2 separate regions of the Homo sapiens genome follow, and region 1 is linked to region 2. Evidence: chromatin loops called from intact Hi-C (ENCODE). Cell type or tissue: dorsolateral prefrontal cortex. All regions are shown on one strand. Each heading gives the region's core, and the rest is flanking DNA. Links, peaks and the distances in the headings are about the cores only.

Evidence for each region. Peaks named below come from ENCODE experiments on the same cell type or tissue, not always from the same donor. Only the 100,000 strongest peaks of a DNase experiment are listed, where the experiment ranks them.
Region 1: a loop joins it to region 2, with 9 times the contacts of the local background. A loop is called at or near these places in 14 of 110 quality-filtered maps.

The regions. Positions count from the first base shown.
Region 1 is chr11:118,354,176-118,361,469 of GRCh38, reverse strand. UBE4A (ubiquitination factor E4A) reads right to left here and starts at 1,870. Exons shown (of 20, transcript NM_001204077.2): 1 at 1,796-1,870. CD3G (CD3 gamma subunit of T-cell receptor complex) reads right to left here. Exons shown (of 7, transcript NM_000073.3): 7 at 6,309-7,294. RefSeq lists an enhancer at 1,864-1,933. In dorsolateral prefrontal cortex, for the core only: a CTCF peak has its summit at 1,879; DNase peaks (open chromatin) are centred at 1,509 and 1,899; H3K4me3 peaks cover 1,663 bases; H3K27ac peaks cover 932 bases.
Region 2 is chr11:118,487,246-118,489,745 of GRCh38, reverse strand. KMT2A (lysine methyltransferase 2A) reads right to left here. Exons shown (of 36, transcript NM_001197104.2): 11 at 986-1,132. Among named protein-coding and RNA genes, the nearest start is that of TTC36, 39 kb to the left of the region's middle. RefSeq lists a silencer at 1,529-1,757. In dorsolateral prefrontal cortex, for the core only: CTCF peaks have their summits at 879 and 1,083 (motif pointing right); a DNase peak (open chromatin) is centred at 1,065.

The DNA of each region.
Region 1 (7,294 bases), core at 835-3,334, 130 kb after region 2:
TGGAGATGCCAGTTTAGATTTGTTCAATGGACTTACCAAAGTAAGAGTACCCAGATAATCACCCACTCTAAAGGTCCGATAAAATGAAACCTAAATATTTTGTTTAATATTCAATAATGTCATTCGGGATTTATAATCTCCTATTTTCAGCGCCGGGCGCAGTAGGTCATGCCTGTAATCCCAGCACTTTGGGAGGCCAAGGCAGACAGATCACTTGAAGTCAGGAGTTTGAGACCAGCCTGGCCAATGTGGTGAAACCCCGTCTCCACTAAAAGCGATTACAGGCGCATACCACCACACCTTAGCCAGGCTGTAATCCCACTACTTGGGAGGCTGAGGCAGGAGAATCACTTTTAAACTGGGAGATGGAGGTTGCCGTGAGCTGAGATCGTGCCACTGCACTCCAGAGCAGAGCCTGGGTGACAGAGCCAGACTCTGTCTCAAAAAAAAAAAAAAAAAAATACACACACACACACACACACATATATACATACATATATGTATGTATTTTTTTTCCTATTTTCAACTGCCATACAGAGATACAACACTATCCTGTTGTCAGACACTTTGGGATGGTACAGCTACCAACCTTAGAAGCTTTTGGATTTGATTCTTTTAAAATATATCCTCCTTGAAAACAAGTTTCACTCTGATACACTTGCTGCAAAGATCTATATCTATAATAGCTGTCCTACAAAATTCTGTCACTTCCTCCTAATACAAGCTTTTGTTTATGAATAGTACCACTAATCCTTTAAGACCACTGTCAGCTCTCATGAACACACAAGTGTGTTAACATCAGACTTGGTATTGTTTTTCAACAGAAATATCTGGAACACTTTGTAAAACTGGGATCGTCAAAATCAAGCTCTATCAAATCATACTCCCATAAGGTCTGTGTCCTGGCAAATAATACATATATCAATATAAAATAGAAATTAAAATATCAATTTAAAATAGAAATTAAGAAACAATTTTCGTTGTCGTATGTTTCACCTAACACTATCAGGCCATGCTAATGTGGCAACAAATTCCATCAACACATCTATCTGCAGCCTAGAAGGATCTCAAGTCAAAAAGCAGACAGCAGTCCTTCTTGGATCCCATTTTATCGCAGGTGGGCTTCCACGTGAGACCAAAACAGTAAATGACAGCGAGACTAAACACATGCTTGCTGTCAGGGCATAAAACTGATCCTAAAAGGAAGGCTCATCAAATATAAGGTCATGAGGCATGGTCACTCAATTTTAGAAGTGTCTTCTAAACCCAAGGAAACATGAAGCAGAGTGCCCCAAGAGTTATCTGTGGTGAACTCATCACCTGCCTTAAGAATTATCAACACCCTGACGTATGCATTGAACTGGTTTGCTTACGACTCACGATTAATCTTATCTTCTTGGCATCTGCCTATTTGTTATCTACTCTTTATATTTTATCCTTCCATGCTCCATAAGGGATTCGCGGGAAGGAGGGAGATCCACCCGCCCGGGGCACGTTCTAGAGAAAGTTAAGTCAAAAGATAATGCAATGATAGCGCTCCGGCCTCTTCCAGGAGGGGCTTGGCAAAGATGGGGACAGAAATGTACAAAGAGACATCAGAAGCTGGGGCACTGTAAGGGGTTCCAAATCAGACAGGGTCGAAGTTCAAGAAGGAGAAGGTCCCTGGTTAGCAAAGCATAGGAGAAGGAATTTGGAGAAGATAAGAGTGAACAGGCTTGAAGTGGCATTGGACCAGCAGAAAATATCACAACGCAAAGTCAACGACCCCGTCCCCTGAAGCTATTGCCTGTCTTACCAGAGCCTGAAGTGCCAGCAGCGACGACACGACAGAATCTCAGCGGCCGAAGGGTTCCCACTTCCGACTCAGCACAGCAACCGGAAGTTACGTCATCAACAAGCGCCGGGGCATGTGGAAGTTCATCTCCGCGCCGGAAGCACGGTGTGCAGGCTCACCGGGGGGAACGGCGCGCAAATAGTCCTACAGCGCATGCGCTAGCTTGTTAGGGGCGGGCTGGAGGCGGGCAGGAAGTGGCAAGAAGTGGCCTTGGCATCGGATTGTGGGGGCTGGAGTTGGCCCACCTGGCAGTGCGCTTTGGAGTATAGAATATGAGGCTGGGTTTTGGAAATCAGCGTACCGAGGGCAGATAAAACTCTGTGATCCCTGGCTCTGCTCGCAACCTCTGTTGGGGGTCTGCTCTCTTATTTTCCCACCAGTCCTAGACCTTTTTGAAGCAGCTTCTGTTACTCTCTATTATTCAAAGGGATAACACTAACAGCAATAACAACTACAAGTTTGTTATTGTTGTGCTGTCTTTGGAGCAATCTTTGGAGTGTGCTATCTTTGATTGGATTTCAGTTTTCTTATCTGTAAAGTGGAGACAGTATACATCCTACAAGGTTGTTTTGAGATACACATAGATGGCCAGGCACAGTGGCTCACGCCTTGTAGTCCCAGCACTTTGGGAGGCTGAGACGGGCGGGTCACGAGGGCAAGAGATCGGGATACACATAAATAATAGAAGCAGCATAATTTTCAAGAGTTAAAAGCGCTGTGCAAGTGAAAATTCACAGATTGAGAGAAAATAGTTGCAACTCATATATCTGATAAAGGATTCATCTCTAGAATATGTAAAGAACTACAAGAACGAAAAACCCCCAAACAGTTCAGTTCAAAAAAGGGCAAAGGACTTGAATAGACATTTCTCCAAAGAAGATACATTCCAAGAGAATGACTATCCACTTGGTATCTGTGGGGGATTTGTTTCAGGACCCCCTTGGGTACCAAAATCCAAGGATGCTCAAGTTCCTTACATAAAATGATGCAGTATTTGCATATAACCTATGCACATCCTCCTGTGTCATCCTAGAGATGACTAAGTCATCTCTAGATCACTTATAATACCTAATACAACATAAATCTAAATAGTGTTGTATTGTTTAGGGAATAATGACAAAAAGTCTGTACATGTTCAATACAGATGAAATTTGTTTTGGAATATTTCCAATTCATGGTTGGTTGAAGCCACAGATGCAGAGCCCACAGATATGGAAGGCCAACTGTACAAATGGTGGATAAGCATATGAAAGAGTGCTCAACACCACTAGTCTTTAGGGAAATGAAAAAAAAAATCATGAGATACCACTTAATACCTACTAGGATGGCTACTATAAAAAAAAAGGAAAGTAATTGTTGGCAGATGTGGAGAAATTGAAACCGTATGCGTTGCTGATGGCAATGTTAAATAGTCCAGACTTTTTGGAAAAACAGTTTGATGATTCCTCAAAAAGTTAAACATAGTATAACCACATGATCAAGCAATTCCGCTTTGATATAGATGTTCAAAATAACTGAAAGCAGGAACTCAGATACTTGTATACATATATTTACAGTAGCACTATTCATAATAACCAAAAGGTAGAAATAACCCAGAATGTTCATTAACAGATGAATGCATAAACAAAATATGGTATATAGCTACAGATGACTTATTCAGCCTTGAAAAAGAATGAAGTTCTGATACACGCTGAAACATTGATGAACCTTGAAAACGTTATGCTAACTGAAACGAGCCAGACAGAAAGGACTAAATAGTGTATGATTCAGTTTATATGTGGTACACAGAATAGGCACATTCCTTGAGAGAGAAAGTATAATAGAGGTCACCAGGGATTGGAGGGAGAGGCGAATGGGAGTTATTGTCTAATGGGTACCAAGTTTCTGTTTAGGAGGATGAAAAATTTCTGAAATGGGTAGTGATGATGGCTACACATTGTGGATATATTTAATGCCATTGAATGGTACACTTAAAAATAGTTAAAATGGGGTTGGGTGCAGTGGCTCATGCCTGTAATTCCAGCACTATGGGAAGCCGAGGTGGACAGATCACTTGAAGTCAGGAGTTCAAGACCAGCCTGGTCAACATGGTGAAACCCTGTCTCTACTAAGAATACAAAAATTAGCTGATCATGTGGATGTGCGCCTGTAATCTCAGCTACTTGGGAGGCTGAGGCAGGAGAATCGCTTGAACTTGGGAGGCAGAGGTTGCAGTGAGCCGAGATCGTGCCACTGCGCTAGAGTGCCTGGATGACAGAGTGAGACTCTGTCTCAAAAAAAAAAAAAAAAAAGGTTAAAATGGTAAATTTTAGGTTACATATCTTTTACCACACACACACAAAAAGCCCTGGGCAATCTTTGTGTGCCTACCACTGTTCTAGTTCCTAAGGATACCATAGTGAAAAAACGTAAGTGTTTTCCTTCTTGGAGCTTATAATCTGGCGAGTGGGGTTGTAACAGCATTTAAAATTAATGGACGCAAAATGAATCATTCAATAATATTTCTGGAATAGCTGGGTAACTATCTGTATTTAAAGTTGGTTACTACATTAGATCTGATGCTAAAATCAATTCGAGATGGGTCAAAGATATAAATGCATAAAATAAAACCATAAAAATGCTAGAGGAATTCATGGGGGAACTTTTAAAAAAGGATAATTTTAAAATGGAGAAAGACTTTCTAAATATGAAACGTAACCTAGAGACCATAGGAGACCAGTGAATTATACTACATGCAAATAATTGTAAAGTGTGCGTGAAAAACTAACCAATGTGTTTTTTAAAGCAAAGTTAAAAAACACATAAAGTTGGAAAAAGACTTGCAACTAATATCACAAAAGACCTAGTTTCCCAAATATGTAAGGGGTTAGTGTAAGTCAATAAGAAAAAGACCAAAGATGTGAACTTATGTATCATGAGAAGGAAAAACAAATGGTTTACTCCAGTTTTTTTTTTTTTTTTTTTTTTTTGAGACGGAGTTTCACTCTTGTTGTCCAGGCTAGAGTGCAATGGTGCAATCTTAGCTCACTGCAGCCTCCACCTCCCAGGTTCAAGCAATTCTCCTGCCTCAGCCTCCTGAGTAGCTGGGTTTACAGGCACCCACCACCACACCCAGCTAATTTTTTGTATTTTTAGTAGAGACAGGGTTTTGCCATGTTGGCTGGGCTGGTCTCAAACTACTGGCCTCAGGTGATCCACCTGCCTTGGCCTCCCGAAGTGTTGGGATTACAGGTATGAGCCACCACACCTAGCCTCCAATTTTTAATAAGAAAAATGTAAACTAAAATTATAGTGAGAAGCCATTCAGTTTGGCATGATTCAAAAGTTTAATAATACACTGTTGGAACATGTATGGAGTAACAGGCACTTTTGTTTGTTGTTATTGGTAGTGTATATTGGTACAACCTGGCTGGGCACAGTGGCTCACACCTGTAATCCCAGCACTTTGGGAGGATGAGATGGGAGGATCACTTGACCCCAAGAGTTTGAGACTGGCCTGGGCAACATAGTGAGACCCTCTCTCTATAAAAAAAATTAAGCAATTAGCTGGATATTGTGGCACACGCCTGAAATCTCAGCTACTCAGGAGGCTGAGGTGGGAGGATTGCTTGAGCCTGGGCAGTCGAGGCTGCAGTGAGCCAATGTTGTGCCACTGCACTCCAGCCTTAGCAACAGAGCAAGACCCTGTCATATATACGTATATGTGTGTATGCGTATACACACACATATATGTGTGTATGCGTATACACACACATATATGTGTGTATACGTATATACACACTTGTGTATATACGTATATACACACGTGTGTATATATGTATATGTGTATCTACGTATATACACGTATACGTATATGTGTATATGTGTATATGTGTAGATACACATATATGTATGTGTATATGTGTATATGTGTATATATACATATATGTATATGTGTATATATACATATATGTATATGTGTATATATACATATATGTATATGTGTATATATACATATGTGTATATATACATATATGTATATGTGTATATATACATATGTGTATATATGTGTATATGTGTATATATACATATGTGTATATGTGTATATATACATATGTGTATATATACATGTGTATATGTGTATATATACATGTGTATATGTGTATATATACATATACATATATGTATATATACATATACGTATATGTGTATATATACACATATACGTATATGTGTATATATACATATATGTATATGTGTATATATGTATATATGTGTATATATGCATATATGTATATGTGTATATATGTGTATATATGCATATATGTATATGTGTATATATGTATATATGTGTATATATGCATATATGTATATATGCATATATGCATACATGTATATGTATATATATGTATATGTGTATATACACTTGTGTGTGTGTACGTGTTTACAACTGCTATTTGGCAATAGTTAATAAAATTACAAATGCAAATACAAGTGCCCAACAATTCAATTTATTTGTGTTTGTTACAAATAGTCTTATGTATGTTCAAAATCACATTTATTGTTAGAGCTAAAACCATAAAGCTGTAAAAAGTATAAAAAGAAGACAGGAGAAAATCTTTGTAACTGTGGGTTTGGTAAAGATTTATTAGACATGATACCAAAAGCACAATATATAGAAGAAAAAATCAATAAAATGTACTTCAAAATTCAAACCTTTTGCACTTCAAAAGACACCATTAAGAAAAACAAACCACAGATTGGTAGAAAATATTTCCAAATCATATATCTGATAAAGGACTTATATCAAAAACATATGCAACCCAATAGTAAGAAGACAAACAAATAAGTCAACTTAAAAATGGGCAAAAGATTTGATACACATTTCACTAAAAATATATGAATGGTTAATAAACACAAGACAGGACACTCAGCATGGTTAGTATCTAGGGAAATGCAAATTAAGGCCATAATAAAATACCATATTAAATCCATAGAATGGCTATATTAAAATACAGTTACGGGCCTGGCGCGGTGGCTCACACCTGTAATCCCAGCACTTTGGGAGGTCAAGGCGGGTGGATCGCCTGAGGTCAGGAATTGGAGACCAGCCTGGCCAACATGGTGAAACCCTGTCTCTACTAAGTACACAAATACTAGATACACAAATACTAAATACACAAAAAATGAGCTGGGCGTGGTGGCATGTGCCTGTAGTCTCAGCTACTCGGGAGGCCAAGGCAAGAGAATCGCTTGAACCCAGGAGGTGGAGGTTGCAGTGAGCTGAGATCGCGCCACTGCACTCCAGCCTGGGCCACAGAGCAAGATTCCACTTCAAAAAAAAAAAAAAAAGAAAAAAAAGAAAAGAAAAGAAAAAAAAGAAAATGTCCTAAAGCTGGATTATGGTAATGGCTGTACAATTAGTTAAATTTACTAAAAATTTCTGAGAACAGGTGAAATCACTTAAGATGGGTGGATTTT
Region 2 (2,500 bases), core at 1-2,500:
ACCCAACACCTATTACTTAGTACCCCATTTCACATTTACTGGCAAGTAAGTACAGCACACAATTATGAGTTTAAATTTCCTCATACATTATTTACTCCCAATTAAAGCATTGAGATAGATTTATTTCCTGCCAAAGGCACTCAGTGATGAGTATTCATATTAGGTAGATTTGACTTATTTTTGGAATTTTATTCAACATCATGTTTTCTGCTATAGTCCCAAAATTAAAACACAAAATAGGCAACTGATTACACCCAATTAAATGCTAAAGACAGACTAAGTAAAAAGAGAAATAATATAGATACAAAATCTTAACTGGAAGACAGAAATACAAATCAAGAAAGAAAGCAATACTCTAAGCACAGTCATCCTTGGTTTCCATGGGGGATTGGTTCCAGGACCCCCAGAGGATACCAAAGTCCATGGATGCCCAAGTCCCTAGACAAAATGGTGCAGCATTTGCATATAACAAAATGCACATCCTCCCATATAGTTTTTTTTTTTTTTTTTTTTTGAGATGGAGTCTCACTGTGTCACCCAGGCTGGAGTGACAGACTGCACCACAGGCTGGAGTGGCTCACTGCAACCTCTGCCTCCAAAGTTCAAGCGATTTTCCTCCCTCAGCCTCCCAAGTAGCTGGGACTACAGGTGCCCACCACCACACCTGGCTAATTTTTTGTATTTTTAGTAGAGATGGGGTTTCACCATGTTGGCTCAGGCTGGTCTCGAACTCCTGGCTTCAAGTGATCCGCCCACCATATACTTTAAATTATCTCTAGATTACTTATCATACCTAATACAATGTAAATAGTTGTTATACTGTATTGTTTAGGAAATAATGACAAGAAAAAGTCTGTTCACATAGAGTACAGAGGCAACTACTCATTTTTTCCCAGATACATTCAATCCAAGGTTGGTTGAGTCCAGGGATACAGAACCCACTGATACAGAGGCCCAGCTGTAGTTCTATTACCAAGTTTTGTACCTTTGTAGCCTGATGTTGCCTTCCACAAACGTGACAGAATTTGCAACGACGACAACACCAATTTTCCAGCTGGTCCTCCAGAGGGCGCTCGTTCTCCTCTAAACAAAACTTGTGGAAGGGCTCACAACAGACTTGGCAATACACAAACTATAGTAAGAACATGGGAAGATAGAAGTATGTCAAATAATATGTAGAAAAACATAATCAACCATACCCTTCTTATATACTTTGGGTTTTAGTAGTCCACTGGCATATATTTAATTCAATACATATTCATTAAGCAATGACTATGTAAAAAAGTACAGTATTGGACACTGCGGGAGATTCAGAGTACTAAAGTGGTAATACCAGTGGAAATAGAAAGTAACAAAATAAATATAATACAAGATTTAACAGAACATGCTAAGTGACCTAAGAGTGGTATAAACAAAGAGCTATGGGAATATAAAGGAGTGGGGTGGGGGAAATAGGGAGGGTTTAAACGTTTTCTGTAATATACGAAACAGTTGTAAGGTCTGGTTTGTCCTTTCCATTTGTAATTTTATTTTTTTAATTGTTTTAATTTTTATTTATTTATTTTTTTGAGACGGAGTCTCGCTGTCGCCCAGGCTGGGGTGCAGTGGTGCGATCTCGACTCACTGCAACCTCCGCCTCCTGGGTTCAAGCGATTCTCCAGCCTCAGTCTCCTGAGTAGCTGGGATCACAGGCGCGTGCCACCACACCTGGCTAATTTTTTGTATTTTTAGTAGAGATGGGGTTTCACTGTGTTAGCGAGGATGGTCTCAATCTCCTGACCTTGTGATCTGCCTGCCTCGGCCTCCCAAAGTGCTGGGATTATAGGCGTGAGCCACCACGCCCAGCCTCCATTTCTAATTTTAGAAATAAGTTATTTTCATATTGATATAGGATTTTCAAAAATACTAACTAGGATAATCCAGAATTTTCTTTTGCCATAAAGGAATTATTGGGACAATTGGTCAAACCTAAATAAGGCCTATAGATCAGATAATAGTAATGTACCAGTGTGTTAATTTCCTGATTTGGTAATTATACCATGGTTAAATACGAGAACGTCCTTGATTTTTAAAAATATACACTAAAATATTTAGAGGTAAAATGGTTTATGTCTGCAACTTGTTCTCAAATTTTTAGATACATGTGTATCTACAGGTAAAATGTGTATATGTATTTTATTTGTTATTTTGTAAAATATATACACACAGAGAAACATATTAACACTTAGGGAATTTGGGTGAGGGGTACTTAGAATTCTCTGTACAACTCATAGTTTTTTTGTAAGTCTGAAATCATGTCAACATAAAAAGTTTAAAAAATTCGCATGGAGGAGAGTTTATCAAGCACTGGTCATGCTTTAGGAGTGCAGTGCAGGCAGCATGCTATTCTCTAATTTATATTTTAGGAACCCTGTGAGATTGCTATGTACAACTATAAAGAATTTAGATCAGAACAATTATACCCTGAAAAAAAATCTGTTTAATCCCAGAAGTTGAAGGA